Regions from separate parts of the Homo sapiens genome. Here region 2 is linked to region 1. Evidence: chromatin loops called from intact Hi-C (ENCODE). Cell type or tissue: OCI-LY7. All regions are shown on one strand. Links, peaks and the distances in the headings refer to the core of each region. The heading gives the core; the rest is flanking DNA. Region 1 has its middle 15 kb from the start of SIX3-AS1. Region 2 holds the start of LOC124907758 (a long non-coding RNA gene).

Region 1 (10,768 bases), core at 1,761-9,760:
AATCTGGTCATCACAACCAGTGCCCAGCTGTTGTCACCACCAGTTCACAGAGGAGCAAGACCAGAGCTCAGATTGCTGAAATGACAGGACCAAGGTTACAAGGCCTGCATTTCTCCCTGACACAAGGTGTCACCTTGAAGAATTTCCAACCCAGAGACACCCCTGTGCCTACAAAACACCTGGGATCTTGTTAAAATGCATTTTTCTTTTTCTTTTTTCTTTTTCTTTTTTTTTTGAGATGGAGTCATCACCCAGGCTGGAGTGCAGTGGCACAATCTTGGCTCACTGCAGCCTCTGCTTCCCAGGTTCAAGCAATTCTCCTGCCTCAGTCTCCCAAGTAGCTGGGACTACAGGCCAGCACCACCATGCTGGTAATTTTTGTATTTTTAGTAGAGACAGAGTTTCACCACGTTGGCCAGGCTGGTCTCAAACTCTAAAATGCGTTTCTAACGAGTCCCCAAGAGGTACTAGCGCTGCTAGGACCCCTCCCTCACCCTTGCACTGAGGAACAAGGCCATCAGGCAGTATTTTCCCATCCTGCCTATTCATAAGAATCACCTCCAGCACCTGGGGATTCCAATGCAATAAGGACTCAGAACTGTGACCGTTTGACAAGAGCCTCAGGTGCCCCTCATGGTCAGGTAAGTTTGGGAAACACTGCCCTAGAAGTGTGGGAGACATGTGGCCCCCACTGGGAAGCTTTAGCAGGGCCCCAGGGATGGGAACCTTCTTCATGGGCATCCTGGGTCTCCCAGGGGCCCTTCGATCCAGCAGGAGAATGCCTGCCTTGGCCCTGAGGGTGCTTCAGTGTTCAGCCTTGGCCGGCTTCTTCCCCTCTCTCTGCCTCCACCTTCTCATCTGCATTATGGGAACCAACATCCAAAGGCCAGGACATGACGGAAAGGGCCACCTAGAGAAGGGGGGCATTTGGAGAAGGGAGCTGCTGGAGCTGCTAGGGACAAGGCAGTGTCCATCCTGTGAGCAGGAGGTAGATGGGTAAAAAGGCAAGGCAGCAGGAAGGAGGAAGGAGGGGAAGCCAGGGTCATGCTGAGATGTAAAAAAGTGAAGATATCATACGTTGCCCCTACCCCTTGGCATTAGGAAACATTCAACCAAACAACCGAGGAGGAGACTAATGAGCAGGGATGAAAGGGGGACTCCAAGGTGAAGTCTGCAGAGCCCATCACTGTAGTCTTCTATGCCACAGAGCAGCAGAGAATCAATGTCTGGGAGGCTTGGTGCTGGGCTGGCAACCAGAGAGAGTGGCCAGGAATCCTGAAATGAAATGGAGGCAAGGAGGGCAGAACTGGCCAGGAGCACGGGCTCATCTACCATGTGGCTAGATAGGAAAAGCCCATGGGCAGGAGATAGACCCCCGGCTTCCCACTCCCTAACTCCACCCCCATCCCAGCCACCGTGTCCCTACTCCACAGCTGCCACCACCAGGCCTGCTTCCTCTCTAGAGGCAGTTGTTGAGCACATGTCTATGAGGAGAGAATGGGAAAGTCAACGTGATCCCATCAGTTATTCCTTTTTTTTTTTTTTTTGAGATGGAGTCTCACTCTGTTGCCCAGGCTATAGTGCAGTGGCCCGATCTTGGCTCACTGCAACCTCCGCCTCCCAGGTTCAAGCAATTCTCCTGCCTCAGCCTCCTAAGTAGCTGGGATTACAGGTGCCGGCCACTAAACCTGGCTAATTTTTTGTATTTTTATTGGAGATGGGGTTTCGCCATACTGGCCAGGCTGGTCTCGAATTCCTGACCTCAAGTGATCCACCCGCCTCGGCCTCCCAAAGTGCTGGGATTACAGGTGTAAGGCACTGCGCCCAGCCTGTTTTTTAATTAAATGCTAGTTCCCTCCACAAAGTTTCCACTCAGAAAAACACCAGCTGCTTCCACAGAGAAATCTTCCTGGCAACTGTCACAACTCCCTTTTCTTTCTACCCAGGGTAGGCCTGGGTTTGCAGTCAGGCAACTGACTATATCAAGTACCAAGAGAGGGCATGAGCCACCACGCCCAGCCCAGTTGTTCCTCTTTACACTGAGATAAATGGACATGAAGACTTGTGTTCAAATGCTTGATGTTTAAATTCAAAAAGAAGCAGGGAGAGATGGAAGGGTTACTCTAAAGTGTGTCAAAATATGATGAGTACAGATAGCACCAGGGAGTAACTTTCAGTACGAGGGTACAAACTGACCCCAAGTGAGAATGTTCTGTCTCAATTCCAAGTGCTTCATGGTGACATCATCGCCAAGGCCGCCCTCCTTCCTCAGCAGCATGCAGTGTTCCTCCAGGGCACCGCCTGTTATTCTCCTGCCCTTGCCCGAGTGGTACTCCCCCCTTGCAAGTCCCCTGACTGCTTCCCTTTCAGCTGACCCCAGAGAGTCCTCCTGTTGCTCCAGGCAACAGACAGTCTGCTCAGATGCTCTCCTGTCCCCTCCTTTTAGGTGGTCCCCTCCTTTTAGGTGATTTCCACGGCTCTGGGTTCTGCATGCCCCATCAGGGTCACCTGTAGATTTCTCTAGGCATATTCTGTGGCAGGCTGGTAATGCCTGTTTTTTTGTTTTGTTTTGTTTTGTTTTTGAGATGGAGTCTCACTCTGTCGCCCAGGCTGGAGTGCAGTGGCACGATCTTGGCTCACTGCAACCTCCAACTCCTGAGTTCAAGCGATTCTCCTGCCTCAACTTCCCAAGTAGCTGGGACTATAGGCACATGCCACCACGCCCGGCTAATTTTTTTGTATTTTTAGGAGAGACAGGGTTTCACCATTTTAGCCAGGATGGTCTCCATCTCCTGACCTCGTGATCCGCCCACCTCGGCCTCCCAAAGTGCTGGGATTACAGGCATGAGCCACCGCACCCGGCACTGCCTGGTTTTTAAGCCTATGGTACTTTTTCATTCACTCACCCATCCAATCAACAGAGTCTGGCTTTGTGTTAGGTGCTGTGGGCAATACAAAAGGTGCATTTAACACAGCCCCATACCCTGTCTAGCAGGAGAAATAAGCCATGCACTGCAATCACAGTAAAGCCAGGCAGAATGTGGTCTGGGGCTCTCTGCTGGCCAGGATAGCTCCATGAGGGCACCATTTTCTGCACTGTCACTTCCCCCACCACCTGAGGTGCATCCTTTCTCCTGCTACTTGAAAAATCCCAGCTCCTTCTGGCCCATCTGCAGGGTCGCTGTTTCCTCTGCTTCTGGACAGGTCATGATGACTCTGGTATCTCTGAGTCACTCTTCCCAGCTTAGCTTACTGTCCCCACCCTGTCTCTAAGCTGTTCTCCAGTGACTCAGGAGCCCAGATGTTCCTGGGGCATGCAGTTCCAAACTCGCATCATTGCAAGTTTTTAGTTTTAAATAAACATAGAAAACAATACAGCCGGCCGGGCACGGTGGCTCATGCCTGTAATCCCAGCACTTTGGGAGGCCAAGGCAGGCAGATCACTTAAGGTCAGGAGTTCAAGACCAGCCTGGCCAATATGCTGAAACCCTGTTTCTACTAAAAATAAAAATAAATAAATAAATAAGCTGGGCGTGGTGGTGTGCACCTGTAGTCCCAGCTATTGAAGAGGCTGAGGAAGGAGAATCACTTGAACCCAGGAGGCAGAGGTTGCAGTGAGCTGAGATGGAGCCACTGCACTCCAGCCTGGGTGATGGAAGGAGACTCCATCAGAGGGAGACTCCATCTCAAAAACAACAACAAGAATAACAACAATACAACCGAAGTTCTCACAAAGAGACAAGGGGGGAGTGTTGACACAGAAGGAAGAGCTAAACAGCTGCAGACGGAGGTGACACCCACTGAGGAGGGAGCAGCCTTCCCTGGAGGGACAAGGGGATATGTCACAATTCTATTTGTCTCTGATGGAGCTTTGGGAAAGGAGCACCACAGGGTTGGCCTGGATTATCCCCCAGAGCTCAGGGCCCCCAGCCACTCCCTTCCAAGGGACCCACATTCTCCCCTCCAACACACACTACCAGGGCTCCAGTCTCTCCGCTTTCCTGGAAGATGGAAGAGAGGAAAGCTTGGACTAGAACTTCTTACCCTATTGCAGGGGGACTTCAGGGGGAGAAAGAGGACTAGCAAGAATCCTATAACCTCAGGCCCTCAATTCCCTCAACTATAAAAATGAGGATGAAAATACTGATCTCCCAGGATGCTGCAAGGATGAAAAAAAAAATAAGCTGGTGTAAGAACCTAGGACATGGCTGGATGCCTAGAAAGCATTCAGTCATAAATTTTCACTTTCTTTCTCCTTCGCAGCTGTCTTTCTCATGTAAAGTTTTCACATTTTAGGCACTTACTATGGCTTTATGATAGAGACGGATTTTCCCCCAGGACATCCAGGGGATAGGGTGAGCATCTGGCTGCCCCTACCTGACTGACCCGGAGAGGTGGAGTTAGGTGTTCCCTGGGTCTGGAGAAAGGGAGAATTCTGGCATCAAGGGGAGAGTCTGACTCTGGGAGAGAACGGCCATGAAAAAAATGCCTGGAGCCAGGATCTTATCTACCTTCTCCAGCTTGTGTAGAAATCTAAGGGCTGGGTGCGGTGGCTTACGTCTGTAATCCCAGCACTTTGGAAGGCCAAGGTGGGAAGACTACTTGAGCCCAGGAGTTTGAGACCAGCTTGTGCAACATAGTGAAACCCTGTCTCTTAAAAAAATACAAAAATTAGCTGGGCATGGTGGTGTGCACCTTTTGTCCCAGCTACTCAGGAGGCTGAGGTGGGAGGACTGCTTGAGCCCTGAAGGGTGAGGCTGCAGTGAGCCATGATAATGCAACTGCACTGCAGCCTGGGTGACAGAGCGAGGCCCTGTCTCAAAGGAAAAAAAGAAATTTAAGACCCTAGCCCCTGAGGCCCTCCAGGATGCCAGCAGCTTTGCTGGGCTGGCCCTGTGACCCTGTCCCACAGCCAACTTGACCTACTCTTCCTGCAAACTACCAATCATGGTTTGTCTCATTACGTTGTTTAAATTCCCAGTCTCTCCTGACTTCCTCTCCCACCATGAACCTCTTTATCATAAGACAATCCAGGCTCAATCCCAAAGGACCGCAAACCGTTTCCAAAAACCCTGGGAAATTCATAGTTTTGGAGATTTCAGAAAGGTACCTATAATGGTCCGTATATTCTGTATTACATAACACCACCCAAGGGGGTCCAGAGCAGTACCTGTAATCCAACACATCAGCATTTCTGCAGTGAAACATCTGATATCTATGACAAGCAGGATAAATAAAGACTATAAATAGCTTCATACTGTTTAGGTCAGGTTTGGCTGCCAAATAGTTTTGGCAGCAAACATACCAAACAAACAAAAAACCCCAAAGCTTTTAGAATGATTGCATCTGTAGAGAAGAGAGTAATGGTTAGTATTTATGCTGCCTGAGAGAGAAGCAGGCAAGCAAAACTGTAGCTGAGAAAAGGAAAAGAGCCTGTGATGGCTCCTCTTAACCACTCCCCACCACCACCACCACCATCCTCTTTCCAGACCACCTGGCATTGGAACGCAGCCTCCCTTAGGCACCATGGTGGACTCTATAGAGCAATCGGCCACCTAACTAGCTTTGTACTTAAGGACAGAGACTTAGCCAGAATCTCGGTTTCCTTGTCTATTTAAATGGAAAACGAAGCAATTCCAAATATTCCTTTCACTGCTGACACTTGATACTCTTATCAATACATTCGCCCAAGCTGGCTGGCTATGCTGTCCAGAGCAAAGCAATGTCTTCACCATCAGACTGTGGAGCACCCCAGGAAACAGCTGTCCCTCTCAGCACCCAATGCTCTTTTGTACCCAGGTGTCTTTGGACACACACTTCCCAGTCCCTTGACTGTCCTTCCCTCCTCACTGGCCTGGAAAACTCATGCTTATCCATCAAGATTTGTTTCAAAGGCCCTCCTCGGGCTCCCACTTTGTCCATACCTCCATATGGCAGCTTCAATGATAATTTGTGTATTGTGTTTCTCTGCTTGCACTAAACTATAATCGCAGGGCCAGGGTCTAGGCTGCCATTGGCTGTCTCCAAGGTGTGGCAGCGTCAGGCATATGGAAGGCCTTCAGCAAGCCCTTGTGGAGAGGAGAGGGTACTAGCTCCGCATGGCTTCCCACCAGACAGCCTATCACCATGGAAGACAGCCCCACACTCCCGCTGTAGGAGACCTAGAGGCATCTATCTGCAAGACAAGAAGTTAATAGTGCCGAAGAAGGGAAATATTAGCATGAGACCTATTGCAAGTCCAGGTGGGCAGCCACGGGATCAAGTAGTAAAGCAAGAGAAAGGAGCTAGAAAGGTGACTCCAAATCCCACAGGCCAGGGTGGAGGGTCCTACCCACGCAAAATGGTGGACTTTGGTATAAGACAGCGCGCAGTCCCTCAAGAGGAGAAGCAGGCTATCCCGGTGGAAGAGGTGTTGCGAAAACTCGAGCAGAAAAGGACAGCGCGGCAGGGCAAGGCCCCCCACACCACCCACGTGCACTACCAAGGCCCGCGGTGCGGAGGGTTCGCATGCTATGCACCATCGCCGCGAGGTGGCAGCAAAAACCCGCCAGTGGCCCCAGAGCGCGCTGCTTTCCGCCTCCAACCTGCAGTGCTTTGCGCCAGGGTGCGCACAGCCAGCGCGAGGGGCGTCCGGCCGCGGAACCGCGGGGTCCAAGGCTGAGCACTGCTGCCAGGCTTCGGGGTCCTCGGAGGCCAAAGAGGGGACTTCCCTGGGTCTCTGGCTCTTGAGAGCTCCCAGACTGGAGTCTGGCAACTTCTTGGGGGCATCATGGAATCTAGCTATCCGACCTGCAGCCTTCCTCAGCTCTCCCATCCCTGGGGGAACGGGTCCACCATACTCCTGCCTCCCCGCTGGCCCGGCGTGAGGGGTTGCGTCCTGGACTCTTCTGCGGGGACAGAGCCCTAGTCCGCCTACATCCTTCACCACATACCTCCTGCTCCTACCCACCGCTCCCGCCAGCACGCGAGAGCGGGTCTGGAAGCTGAGGCTTCCCTCCCTGTCCTGCTCCTGGGTACCTGCCACACACGCGCCCACACAGTCGGAGACAGTTGCGGGCGTGGAGTCACCCAAAGGCCACGCACGCAGACACGCACTGGCACAGATGCGCCCTGGTCGCACCTACACTCCAAGCTCGCTAGGAGCAGATGTGAAAGGCCCAGGGGTGCAATGTGCAATGGAAGAATCGCAGGACTAGGGGCCGAGAAACTTGAGTTTGACTTTGACTCACTCCATTTCTCTGGGTCTCTAAACTCTCGCGTGTCCAATAACAAGATCGCCAAGCTGCCTGGAAGCCGACGCCTCCTCTGCGTGGAAGCGCCGCGGCAGCCCGGAAAAGCCTCTCTGAATGTCCCAAAAGGGCAAATGGAACATTCCCGCGCTGGGTTGGCTTGACCCCTGGAGACCGAGGCAAGGAGGTCGCGCGAAAACGGTGTGCAGGAGGCTGCGCGCACTGAAGTTTCGCAGAGCCTGCGAAGACTCAGGGGTTCGGAGGCGCGCGCGTCCTGGGTCCCTTGCGACACTTCTGACCCTCGGTACCCTTCTCACGGGCCACGCTTCCACTCACCCAGTGCGCTGCTCTCCTCGGGTCACCCCAGTTACTCCTGGAGGATTTGGAGCCTGGGACTCGAGCTTTCACCGTCCTCCCGCACCCCAGTGCCAGCTGTTATTGTGCAGTAGAACAAAGGCCGAAATGGGTGGGTATGGGAGGAGACCTGGCCCTACAGGACTCCCATTCTGGTAGGGAATGGGTTTTGGAACAAAGTGCAAGGGTTTGATTGGTTCGCGGCGTCCACCGACAGACCCCTCTAAGGAGCACGTGTGAGCACGTGAATTGTGAGCGCACAGGAAGCTGAAGGTCGGAGGGCAGCCTATAAGGTCTGCAGCTGGTCATCAAGTCCTCACCATTCCTCCTTGGAAATGCCTTTAACCCATTCTGGCGTCTTAGCTCAGTCCTGCCTATTGGAATAGTTTCCTAGGGGCCTTCCTGTCTACAGCCTCACTGCCCCCGACTACAGTCCTTAAGCAGGACACTGGATATTACCACTTAAGCTTTCATACAGTTTTTTTGTTTGTCTGTTTGTTTGTTTGTTTGACTGTTTTGAGACGGAGTCTCCCTCTGTCTCCAGGCTGGAGTGCAGTGCGGCAATCTCAGCTCACTGCAACCTCCGCCTCCTGGGTTCAAGTGCTTCTTGTGCCTCAGCCTCCCGAGTGGCTGGGATTACAGGCATGTGCCACCACCCCCAGCTAATTTTTGTATTTTTAGTAGAGACGGGGTTTCACCATGTTGGTCAGGATGGGCTCGATCTCCTGACCACGTAATCCGCCCGCCTCGGCCTCCCAAAGTCCTGGGATTACAGGCGTGAGCCACCGCGCCCAGCCACTTTCATACAGTTTTATTTGGCTCCCCAGTACCCATGGGATCAAGGCCACACAACTTGCCTGATCTTGTAATTAATCCCTACTCCCTCTTCCCTCAGAATCAATTACCAACCTCTCAAAAACCCATGGGCCCCACACTACAGTACTCCCGGCGGGCCAGCCACACTGCACTGCTCCCCACTGGACCTGACACCTCCTCCATGCCTTCCCACCTGCCATTCCTGCCTAGAATCTCCTCCACTCAATCCGATTCATCCTTCTGGGTCAGTGCCATCTGCTCAGAGAACTCAGAGAAGCCCTCTCTATCCCCACCGCCAAAGTTGTAGTAATTAATTGCGAAGTTGACACTCCGGGAAACACTGTGTGCAACTCCACGGGGTTGGTTTGTTTTTAAGTGGTGACCTCAACTGTCCCTCCTACTGGATCGTGAGAAACTTGAGGACAGGGCTCAATTGTGCTTGTCCCTCTCCCCTCCATTCTTCGAGAACTTAGTTGATATTTCTGCATCATGCTCACAAGCACTGGACAAGCCCCCGGGCTCATCTGCAGGTAGACTTGTCACCCGCACAAGGTAAATATTTCTCTTGCAATTCATGAGAATCTGCACAACAGTCTCACTGCACACTCAACAACGTTCACATGTATCCACACACTTCACATCCTCGATTCCCAGGCCCACTGGGAAGTGCTGGTGGTTTAAGCGGAGGCCGGTCCGCTGTGGGAGCGGAGGCCCCTGAAATCCCCGCTCTTTCTCCTGGCTTGGTAGGTCTGCCTGCACGTAGCTGCTTGCTGAGCGCTTGTCTCGCGTCTGGTCCTCCTAGGCAGCGCGTAGGAGGCGCGTTCCTGCAAAGTCCTAGTGCAGGTGGCGGGAGCGATGGCGCGCCCAGAAGGGCAGAGCCCAGGGCCGCCCGCTCCCGGTCCTATCCCACTCCCTTCTCCCGCTTTTGCCTCATCTTGCGTGCCCAGAGAGGCGTCTCAGAAAAGTATTTCCCCCGCTATCGGGAGCGCACGGCGAGGAAGACAGAGAAGGTCATCGAGTGTGTTGGTGTAGCCGGGTGAAGGTGGAGGTTGGCTGTGTGACAGTGGCCAAATTATGGCCCTCTCTGAGCTTCCGTTTCACCTCCCGGTATAAGCGTAGCCGCTTCAGCTCAGACACACAGGGGAAAGGCAGCGGTGGCCGGGGCCTGGGTTCCGTGCGCCCGCACATGTACAAGTGTCCGTCGGTCCTCTGTCCTTCCTCCCAGTCGGGCCTGGCCAGGCGGCGCCAGTGTGTCCCGGGCGAGGTAGGGGCAGGCAAAAGGCGGCTGCGCCTGTCCCGGGCTGCAGAGGGAGAGGCGCATACGCAGGGAATTAGCAGCGCTTCCAGTCGTTAAGGGGCCTTGCTAAGATATTCTGTTGAATGGCGGCAAATTAATTATTATGGTAAATATCGCAAAATCCAACAAACCAAAGGCAGTGCGGGCCCAGCCACAGGCCGGGCCATCGCCTGAGGCAGCCCAGCCCCGCGGGAACCGGGTGCGGAGAAAGACGGCGCGGCTGCAGGACCAGGGCATCAGGCTGGGAGAGGCCGGGGCTTCGGCCACAGCGCCTCCCAGCGGCCTGAAAGAAGAAAGACGGAGTCCGAGCCTGAGAGGTGGGGACAAAGGCCCAGCGAGAGAGCGCCGCGAAGGCCGGAGGGCGGAGCGGGGACCAAGGGGCGCGCTCCCCACCGGGCCACGTCCGCAGATCCCGGACCCCTGCCCCGGGGGCCGCGTCCCCCACGCCCCGCCGCGCTCCCCCTCACGTCTGGACCCTGCCTTGGTCCCTCGGACCTCCTGTTTCGGTTCCTGGGCCCCGCACACTCTTCCTGCCTGCAGGGATCCGAGAAGTCCCCAGGGAACTCGCCCCTCCTGCCAAGCCTCATCTTTTCAGAAAAAAATAAAAATAAAAAATAAAAGATAGAGAACAGCCAGTGCCTGGCTGGTCTGTAGCTCCTCCAGCCACACAGCCATTTCCATCCTCAGGCAGAGAGGGCCTCCACCCTGACTGAGCCTGCCGTGAGCAGCCTGGCGGGGCTGGAGTGTAGGCAGAGCCTGGCACATGCATGTGTGTGTGACTTGCCTGTGCTCTCCTTTCTTGCCAGCACATTCTGTAAAGGTCCTCGACGTCTTGACGGGTTAGACTCCTGCAGGTTAAAGCCCTTTTCTTTTCCAAAAAGAGTGTGTGTAGAAACCAGTTAGAGTCGTGGTTTTATTTGTAAAAAGTGGGGAGTCGTTGCTAGGAGTGGAGATATGCTTCTGTCCCTTGCGGCATCCCTGAGCAGAAGTGGGTGGTTGCCTATGCCCACTGTAGAAGGCAGAGGGGTGTGTGTGTGTGTGTGTGTGTGTGCATGCAGAGCAGTGACTGTGT
Region 2 (10,768 bases), core at 1,556-9,555, 480 kb after region 1:
GTTTCAATTTGTATTTACCTGGTGACTATTTCGGTTTAGTATCTTTTTCTGTTTATCGGCCATTTGGATATACTGTTCGTGAAGTGCCTGTTCATGTTTTTCACATTTGTGAAATTAGGTTCTTTTTTTTCCTGTTGATTTGTAAGAATTTGTTATATATTCTGAAAATAAGTCCTTAGTTATATGCATTTCAAATACCGCCTCCTACTCTGTAACTTACATTTCTACTTTCTAAATAGTGTCCTTCAATAACAGAAATTCCTAATTATAACATAGACCAATTTATCAATCTTTTCTGTATGGTTTTTTTTTTTTTGTCCTATTTAAGATATCCTTACCTAACTCAGGGTCATGAAGATATTCTTATGCATTAATGTTAGAAGCTTTACTGCTTTACCCTCTATATTTAGACTTATAGTCTAAATAGAAATCTGAAATTGATATTTGTATATGGTATGAGGTAGAGGACCATGATTTTTTTTCATGAGGTTATCCAGTTGAATCAGAATATTTTATTAAAAATACCATCCATCTTCATTGTTTTGCAGTGCTACCTATGTTATAAAATCAAGTTTCCACATATATGTGGGTATATTTTTGGACTCCTTATCATTTTATTTGACTTTCATCAATCCTTACACCAATACCACGCTATCTTAATTACTGTAGCTTTATAACAAGCCTTGATATCTGGTAGTGTAAATCTTCCAACTTTCTTCCTTTTCTTCCAGATGATTTTGACTATTATTGGTTCTTTACATTTTCATATAAACGTTAAAATCGTTTGTCAGTTTCTACCAAAAAAAAAAAACCCATTGGCTCTATCCACCTATTTTTGTTTCTGCTCTGCTAATAGTATCTCTTCTGTCTCCCTGCCAATGGCTTCAGATCATTTTGGAGTACATTTCTCCCCATTAGGACTTAGGCACTCATTTCTGCAAAGAAGGTATGAGGTACCACTATGAGGTATTTCAGAGTAAAGGCTCATGGTAATGCTTTAAGAGCATGCCTGTGATTCTTAGAAACTTCTTCAGTTCCTTAGAGATTTTGCAAGAAAACATAATTTTTAAAGAGTCAATTATTCAGACTTCTCTAGAAATATATTTTTGTGACAACTGCCAGTATCATATACTTCTAAAATCTCAGGGGATATTCAGAAGCTCCACTCCTATCACTCTTTAAAATCAACGGGAATCACAACTTTGCTAGAATTTTACAATGCAAAAGGTCTTCAGGGCTTACTCCTTTTTTGATTAAGCCCAGTTTTACTTGAAGATCAGTTTTCAAAATGAATAATTACTCATATAATTATTTTTGTTTTATATTGAGAACTGAAACAGCATTATTTTCCCTTAGACCTTGAGCTACATGATGGCCTTCATATGTTCTTGTCCTTTAATTTCTTAATACTCAAATTACAAGCAAACTTTAGAAGTACAATGGTCTAAAATTAGAAGTCAAGGATTTAGGATACCAGTTTGGGTTATGCCATCAAGAATTTATGACTACTCATATACACTCTCTAAACAGAGGAGAGCAATTACACTGCCTATGTGTAATATATTGCATTAACTAGATAACATCTTTAAGGCTAATAAAGTCCATTAGACTAAAATGAACTTCAGAACAGGTACTGTTGGATCCCTATACCTCAAAAATAGTAAAGTTTAATAACTGTGGTTGAATTCATGAGTAACTAATTTTGATCTCATCATTGTTTTTCTGAAAGCACAGAAGAAAAAAATGAGTTAAATGAAAAGTTGACTTTAAATGTTAAGGCAGCTAAATTTCACATTCAGCTTTATTCTCCCCACACTGACTGAGGGTGACATATCTATTCAGGTAAGAGAGTAGAGAGGGCTGAAGAGTCAGGCCTGAATGGGAAAATGTCAGTTGTAGGAGCCTTTAGTGTATTTTTATATAGTGCTAAGCACATGTCTTGCCCACAACATGCATGCTATATGTACTTGTTGATTCCATTGGACAGCACTCAAAGCCACAGCATTGGCATCATGATTCTTTGTAATACAGATGGTGCCTTTATAAGAAATGTTGACTTTAAGCAGAACCTGATTGTACATGCCCATGGCTCAGAAGTCCTCTTTTGTAGGTCACGAAACTAGATGCACATGAAGACAATGGATTCCATGAAGAGAGAGAATAATTTCACGCATATGCTGAAATATCTGGAGTGTTTATGATACTAATTTACCTTTCTAATCATCATTCTCCCCTCTACAAAAAGAAACATGTTCATTAATAATATCCAACATGGATTCTACAGAGTTTCAGGCCTGTGAAAAAAAGGGCCCTCCTAGGGTGAAGTATAAGGCCATTTCTAGGGTCCAGAAGTCTGAAGAAGGCCACTCAGAGAAAACGGTCCCAGCATTTTAAATTATTTACTCAAAATAGAACTATGTTTAATAATAATATTTTCGTTAAATGTTTATAAGTAAATATATTTACCTAAATGTACAGAAATTAGTGTTAACACTCTTATTTATGTAGTACCCAGGTAATCAGAAAGCTCAATCATTATCAAATTATTTTTCCCCATAAGCAAGACTCTAAAATAGCAATAGATGCTCACAATGATAATCATTCACACTAAAGATTCCAATAGACCTCCTGAAGAATTTTTGGAAGTAATTGTTTTGGGTGTATGTTTAAGATTAAGTTTATTATATTCTAATGCTTACAAAACTAGTCATATGTACAATACGTACACATGGACACTAGGTTAAACAGAAAAATTCAATTAGTGAAAAATTCCATTTACTACTTGTTACATAGAATCAGACATTTATTGTATCTGCTGCTTTCTCAAATTCAGGCATATCAGTCACTGTGCTCCCTCTCCTGAAAGTCTTTCCCTATCAGTCTATTATGCAATTCTCTAAGCCCTAAAATTCCCCTCAAAATGCATGAGTTAATTATATTCTATCCTTTCAAACATGTCAACAGTTTCTGTGAACATCTTTTAGGTAATATTTTACTAATATTAAAGTTTACTATTGTTAAATATGGGAAAGTTAAATACATATTCATTTTTAAATAGATCAACAGAATTTTTAATTACAAGGAATTGAAATTTCTAAAACCCGGGTTTAAATGAGTCTAAGCTGTTCAAACTTAACTATATATCTCATTTTTTCCCCATATGTATGATACCTAAAAATATATTTTAGCTTATTTTTTAAACCAGCATACATTCAATTTCTGAAAACAACTCCAAGCTTTGATAGTATCTGATTCATCAAAAGCTTTGTCATTCATCGAAATGATTTTACTTACAAAACATAAATATCAACTTTATCATTAGGGAATGTTTTGTTGAATAGCAATATGAATTCACTGAAGGACATATATCATTTTACTAAAATACTTTGTAAAAATTTACAAATTAGAACAAAGTGATCATCCTTACATGTTCATAAGTTACATAAGAAAATAATATAAACTGAAATTAATTTTAACATAAGCTTCTGAAAGAGAATTGCAAAAATAAAAATGGAATTTATCTTGTCATATCTTGGTGTTCAAAATATTTTTAAAGAAAGGATAGACAGAATGTTCACAGATGACCTGAAGAGCCTTGCCTTAAGTGATGATTTTTTCCTATTCAGCTAGCTATTATAAATATGCTAAAAACAACAGCAAGGACAAAAAAATGCACATAATTAAACTGTCATTATGCCATCAAAAATAGATTTTATATGAACATATAATATTACAAGTGTTCAAAAATAAGTTGATTTATACTTTGCTCCTAGTAGTTCCTTTAAAAACAAATAATTTTTTCAGTAGCTGACAATGCACAAAATAATTACTAAGAGCATGTGAGGTTCCCAGCAAACTTTTTTGCTTATATAATTCTGTTTCCTTTCACATCCACCAAATGGGAAATGGAATCATATGTGACACTAATAATTCTTCATGAAAAACATCATTCTGAACATACTATTGAATAAATGTATTCATATATACATACACACACACACACACATAATATGGATGATAGAAAGTATAGGCATGTATCTCCTATTTATATGATCCAAATGTTCTACAACCCTAAAACCTACATTTCCTTTATCTTCAATAAATATATATATGCATCTCTATGTATGATATGTATAATACATATAAATATGTATGTTTTAATTTGAAATAATGTATTCATTTCACAGCTTTAGATTAGTTCCAAAAATATGGTTCAAAAATATAGAGTTTACAAATGTACCTAATTGATACAAAGAGATCAGCTCCAAAAGAGTAACAGTTTAACCTATTCCCTTCAAAATACGTTAAGATACTCATACATTGCCATTAGTTTACTTTGTTATCTCAAATGATAAATAAAAAGAATCTAGTCTTTCCTGAATTTAAAACAAAGATAGAATTCTCAGATTTTCATATTAATTTGAGTAAACGATCATAATACAGTTTCTGGATAATTAATTTGAGCAATAAGACAAGGGTTGCTGAATTTCTGAATAGGCATTTCTAGAGATAGGCTTAACTCTATTTTGACTTGAACCAAAAAACTAGTTTTATTTAGCATTTTGCAACTCTCTGAACTAAACACAATAATTAGCAGGGAAAATTTTTTTAATGTTCACTTGACCGTTAAAACTGAATGAATTACAATTGTTATACCTAATATGGAGTTTATTCTGGATGTGTGGAGGGTGTGTGTATGTGTGTGCAAGTGACCCACTGAAGTAACAAGCACTCTGCTGCTTGGGAGTGGCAAAAGGTGAGTTGCTCTAAGAGTACAGTACTTACATCCTCAGTTCTGTGTCGCCTAACAGAAACTACAGTATGTTTCAAATCTTTTTTCTTAAAGAGAGTTATAAAATCACTCTTTGATAGGTGCTACAATTTGGTTCAAAGCCTCCTAAAAGTTGAATGGCAATGTTAAAACCATTAAGCACTCAGCTCCTGAACATGGAGAAAATTATGCTTGTATAGCAACTAGGACTTCCTTCTCAAGATTGCAGCAGCAGTCAACATTAACAATGGATGATTCTTGTAATTGGGGTGGAAGGCTAGGGTGGGAGAGGAAAAGAAAAAAAAGTTTACATCATATCTTTCCCTGAGATTACCTAAAAATTTATACTTCATAATTTAACACCATAAAATTACGGCTGTCAATACTTGTTTGGGGACACACTTTCAAATACAAAATGGAACTTAAAAGAAAGATAAGCTACTTAAATCTTAAAAGGGAAACTAAACATTAATGGTAATTTTCTCATGTATCACATTTCAAAGAAGAGCCCTTACAGTATAAAGATTCCATGAGTTCGTGACAGCTTTATTCTTAGACCCACAAATCGAGCCATTGTTATGCTCTGAAACTGTAGGAACTGCTGCCACCTATAGGATCTGAACAACAATGGCAGTGTTTTACTCAGCAGTACCCTCTACTGGGGACAGAAATGTGATGAATGTGTAGGCACTTTTCTTAACAGCAGGTGGCCTCACTTTTGCTACAGATTTACCTCAAAAATGTTGGTTTAAAAGCTTTTTCATGTTTTGTAAAATAAACTCCAACTTCCGCCTGAATCTAAAGTTGCTAGGTGATCTGAGATAGGAAAAAAACCCACAACCGTGAACTCTGAAAATTCACTTCCATAAACAGTTTCACAAAGTTGTTCCCCAGTTGCTAATCTAATGTCACTTAGTGCCATGCCATACCAACCAAGACACAAAAGAGAGGTACTCTACTGAGACTCCCTGCATAAGGGTGAAATTAAGGAAAGTTTTTATTGAGTATAAAATGTCTGTTACCATAATTAGTCCCATCTTTCTAGAATTTATTACACTCTGTAATATAAAGTAACTATAAAGATGCCAGTTTCTTGTGGCATTCTTAGGTAACTAATATTAAGCAAGGTTATACATTTTTAAAGATATTTACTGTTGAGGATTAGTAAACTCAAACATTTAAGAATAGCAATATGTACCAAGGATGTCAGCAAAATTTTCTTAGAAAAGAAAAGCAATTGCCGGGCGCGGTGGCTCACGCCTGTAATCCCAGCACCTTGGGAGGCCGAGGCGGGCGGATCACGAGGTCAGGAGATCGAGACCATCCTGGCTAACATGATGAAACCCCGTCTCTACTAAAAATACAAAAAATTAGCCGGCGTGGTGGCGGGCGCCTGTAGTCCCGGCTACTCGGGAGGCTGAGGCAGGAGAATGGGGTGAACCCAGAAGGTGGAGCTTGCAGTGAGCCGAGATCGTGCCACTGCACTCCAGCCTGGGCGACAGAGCGAGACGCCTCTCAAAAAAAAAAAAAAAAAGGAAGAAAAGAAAAGCAATTAACTTTTATATCTTTTTATTGCAACCAGAAAATGACACCTTCCCTTTGGTTTTATTCCATCCATACAAATTAATTAAAATAACTAATGCCTTTATTATTGTTAAAGATTTGAAAGCATTTTAAATGTTAACAAATAAAAGGTGTTATAACCAAGGGCAGAAGGATTTCAGCATATTCAGAAGCCAAGGTAAAGTAGGTCTATAAACTAAAGAAAATCTTGTAACAGAAAATCATTCAGTCAGAGTCAAGTAGCACTCATACTATGAAAATAAAAAATATTATCCACCATATTGCTGTAGACATGCCATCAACTGATGATATTGCAAAGGCTAAACTCTAAACCTATATCTGTAATCACAGCAAATGGTGGCAAGAAAAAAAATATATAGACTTAGAACAAAACAAAGAAACAAAATAATACCCAATTCAAAGCCATGAAAAAGCAAATAAAATTATTATTGAAATGCTGACTATTGCAGAAATATTGGGTGAATATTTCAAAATGTAGCCAGCTATCCAGATATTTATCATGTTTCTTTAGAAAAAAATTAGGATTTGTTTTTAAGTATATTCAGATCTTTGGTCACAAAATCACAGATTCCTAGAAAATATTTAATATACATTGCTTTTAATTTTACACATTAAATCTATGGTACATATAGGTATTTTTTAGGGCCACTGAAACAAATTGTCACTGCAGCCTTACATACGCTGTTTGCCACTGAAATCTTAGAAAGGAATGGACATGGAGGAAGTACCATCCGTCCCTTTGTGTGAAGTAGCTTTGTTAATTCCATGAGTTCTCACACTACTGCCTTTCACCTGTGACCAAGCTTAGCCTATACCTGTACCATTGTGAATATGCTAATAGTCCTGAATTTAGGCCTATCACCTTCCTTCTTTTCTTTAAATATCTTTACATGTCTGGCCTGGCACCATTTTCTTCAAATGACTATTCTTTAGTGCGAACAAAAGCTCTGATGGACTCTTCAATTCCTTTCATAGTTAAGAAATGGCAGCTAGGCAAAATGGAGGAATAGAAAAAGCTAAATGTGCTCAACCAAAAATGTACTATAACCTTATAATTCTAGATAACTGGGCTTTATCTTAAATCTATACTTTTGAGATTTATAATTTTTTCCAGCTACCTACACAACTTATTTTTAAATTGTTTATTGAGTTACTGTAGTTTATGTTTTTCAGCTTTAAACTGTTTTATCAATTTCCAAACCAGGGTGGGGAAATATGGTTTAAAAATAGTTTTAACTTATAATAGGGCTTAGCAAACTTATTTGATACAAAGTTGTATATAAATATCATTGTACTGAAACCAATACACCAGACTTATATAGATCCACTGGTTCTCAGGGTGGGTACACCTGTACACCCCAATCCTGGACTTCTCCAAAATTTCTGATAACATCATGGGTTTGCTCTACTATGAAGTGCATGTTATTAGATCAAATCTCCAAGCTCCTATTAACTCTATAATGAACTACGGCAAACTGAACTTTTGTTGTGTGTTTTCTAAAAGATAGTGATTAAATACATAGGTAGGCAGATATAATTGTATGTGGTAATACATGCCTACAATGTTTTTCAAATTTTGTTTAAATAATTTTTAAAATTTTCCTAAATTCTCTATATCCTCATAGTAATGATGTCTCTGAGACTATAACCCAGAACTACCATTGATATGACTGTATAAAAGCTTTCTTTCATTACTTCAGTAATAAGCCATTTGGATAATAATAATAGCTGGGATATAGCACCCACCATGTGTCATGTACTAGGTGCTTTTTATTCATAAGCATTGATCCTTAGACCAATCCTTTGAGTTATTATCCCCATTTTACAGATGAGGAAATTGAAAGACAAGTAAATTACATGGCTTGCCTAAGACCACGAGGTCTGTGGATTACAAATTAAGTGCTCTTTCTGTTAAGCAACTGTAGATATAATTTAATTCAATTCCAGAAAACAATATTGAGCTACATGGAACATATGATTCTAAGCATTTTTTTTTTCACAAAGTAATTTAGTTTATAAAATTAGGTAACTCAAAATCTCACAAACATATAAAGTTTTTTTTTACACAGTGTAAAAACACCTTTACACATTTTTAAGAACCCTAAAACCCTGAACATGACAAGATTTAATATTTCACTTATATTCTTGATATATGTTAATATCATCACACAATAAAATGAACACATTTCACAGCAAGAAAAGGACTCAGGAGCTAGAAAATTTAAATAGTTGATGCTACAAAGTCACTATGTATCCCATTTTAAGAATATGTTATACTATGCAAAACTGTAGAAGGACCACATATTGATAATGAGTGGGATCTTTTGAATTTGCAATAATCTTTACCTTTAAGAAATTAATAATCTCCTACTACTTTTTTTTTTCCAACCACATGCTTTCACCACTTTAGTAGTGTCTTCATTTTGAAAGCACTTGGAATAAACAGTTTAAAAACTGTAATTTTCTTTGTAGGTACAGTATTAAATTGCAGTATCAACTCAAGCACCGAAGAACTACAGTGCTACCCTGAGGACAAAAGGCATTTTAGATGTCGTAAATATATTATGAAGAAGTCTTTTCTTTAAATTGTCAGCAAGATAACCTCATTCTTTCCTTTTTAATAGTGATTTAGTGTTGTTTCACACAAAAATCAAATGCAATGGTATTTATGGTACCATACATTATATGATAAGAAACAAAAAGGTTTCAAAGGATATCCTAAAGCTTCAGTTTTAAGGGACATAAGTAGGTGAGCAGATGGTTCTCAGAGAATGCAGTCACAGACTTTCCCCTTCAGAATATTCCTAAACGATACATTTTGATTTGAAGGGTCCTGTTCGTAGGTCCATCATATGCTTCTAGTAAATCAACACTGAAATGAGATCATGCATAAGATTTCTTTTTTAAATAAAATTTCTCTTTAAAATAGTGAGGTATCCAACAGTCCTCTGCCTTTTGAAGGCCATCCTTGTAATATACACAATGTTGCCAGCTCTACTTGCCACACCAGTTATTCCTTTCAAAAATTTCTACTTATAGGCCAGGCGCGGTGGCTCATGCCTGTAATCCCAGCACTTTGGGAGCCAAGACGGGCGGATCACAAGGTGAAGAGATCAAGACCATCCTGGCCAACATGGTGAAACCCCATCTCTACTAAAACAACAAAAATTAGCTGGGTGTGGTGGCACGCACCTGTAATCCTAGCTACTCAGGAAGCTGAGACAGGAGAATCACTAGAACCCAGGAGGCGGAGGTTGCAATGAGCCAAGATGACGCCACTGCACTCCAGCCTGGGTGACAGAGCAAGACTCCATCTCAAAAAAAAAAAAAAAATTTCAACCTATATTCTTACTATTTAAAAACTTCAACTTTTCAAATAAGGTCCATTCTATATTCCTTTATTCAGAACAAGTCCAACCACTTACTAAAAGTTTCCATTTGTTTTTATTAAAGCCTAATTTATCTACTTTAAAATTTAAATCAGATATTAATAAAATTTATTAAATACTCAAGAGGATACAAAAGAAATAATGGAACATGGATATTAAACTAAGCCACATGCTATAGAAGGATTACATTTTGACTCTTTTCAACTGTATCATTTTGGTAAATATTAGAATCAAGTTTGTTCAAATAATAATACATTCTCGAGTTTCATCTATCACTATGTCTCAGGTCTTTTCTTGTCATTCTTGTGTCTGGCCAGTCTTTCACGATGAATGTCATAAATATTACTCAGTTCTACATACCAGGCACTGAATAAAGAAAAGTTATTAGTATGAGGAGCTTACATTTTAGCAGAATAGAGAGCAAAAACGGAAATAGAGAATTGCAGCATAGAGGGTTTCCATGTATTTACAGTGCTGTTAGTGCAATTAATAGAGATATCAAGCAATGTTATTTGGAGTACAGGGAGGAGCATTTGGTCTGGCATAGTGAGGAAGGTCAGGAATAACATTTAACACAGTTGTTTGCTGAATTTGAATCTGAAAGGAAGCAGTCACTGCCTTAGAGATTATAGGTCTAGTTGGGTTGATAGACATATAGGAATTAAATAGTAACAGAATGATTTTCATGTTGACTTGGTTATATTTCCTTTGAAAAAAATTAGCATTTCGCTCTCCCTCTTTATCTCTCTCTTACTCACTACTTACCTCTCGATACTTACTACATTTCTTTTTTCTTTTTCTTTTTTTTTTTTTTTTTGAGACGGAGTCTCGCTCTGTCACCCAGGCTGGAGTGCAATGGCACAATCTCAGCCCACTGCAACCTCCATCTCCTGGGTTCAAGCAATTCTCCTGCCTCAGCCTCCCGAGTAGCTGGTATTATAGGCACCTGCCACCACACCCGGCTAATTTTTTGTATTTTTAGTAGAGATGGGGTTTCACTATGTTTGCCAGGCTAGTCATGAAC

What was found. A loop is a pair of places that touch in the nucleus more often than their neighbours do. Peaks named below come from ENCODE experiments on the same cell type or tissue, not always from the same donor. Only the 100,000 strongest peaks of a DNase experiment are listed, where the experiment ranks them.
Region 2: it touches region 1 in a loop (9-fold over the local background); 96 of 110 quality-filtered maps call a loop at or near these places.

What each region holds. Positions count from the first base shown.
Region 1 is chr2:44,951,569-44,962,336 of GRCh38, reverse strand. No RefSeq gene overlaps it. Among named protein-coding and RNA genes, the nearest start is that of SIX3-AS1, 15 kb to the right of the region's middle. RefSeq lists silencers at 6,444-6,633, 10,071-10,120 and an enhancer at 6,504-7,210. In OCI-LY7, for the core only: CTCF peaks have their summits at 6,321 and 6,521 (motif pointing right); a DNase peak (open chromatin) is centred at 6,526.
Region 2 is chr2:44,474,240-44,485,007 of GRCh38, reverse strand. All of the region lies in intron 3 of CAMKMT (calmodulin-lysine N-methyltransferase), which reads right to left. LOC124907758 (a long non-coding RNA gene) reads right to left here and starts at 9,217. Exons shown (of 2, transcript XR_007086302.1): 1 at 1-9,217. In OCI-LY7, for the core only: CTCF peaks have their summits at 5,185 and 5,418 (motif pointing left); a DNase peak (open chromatin) is centred at 5,397.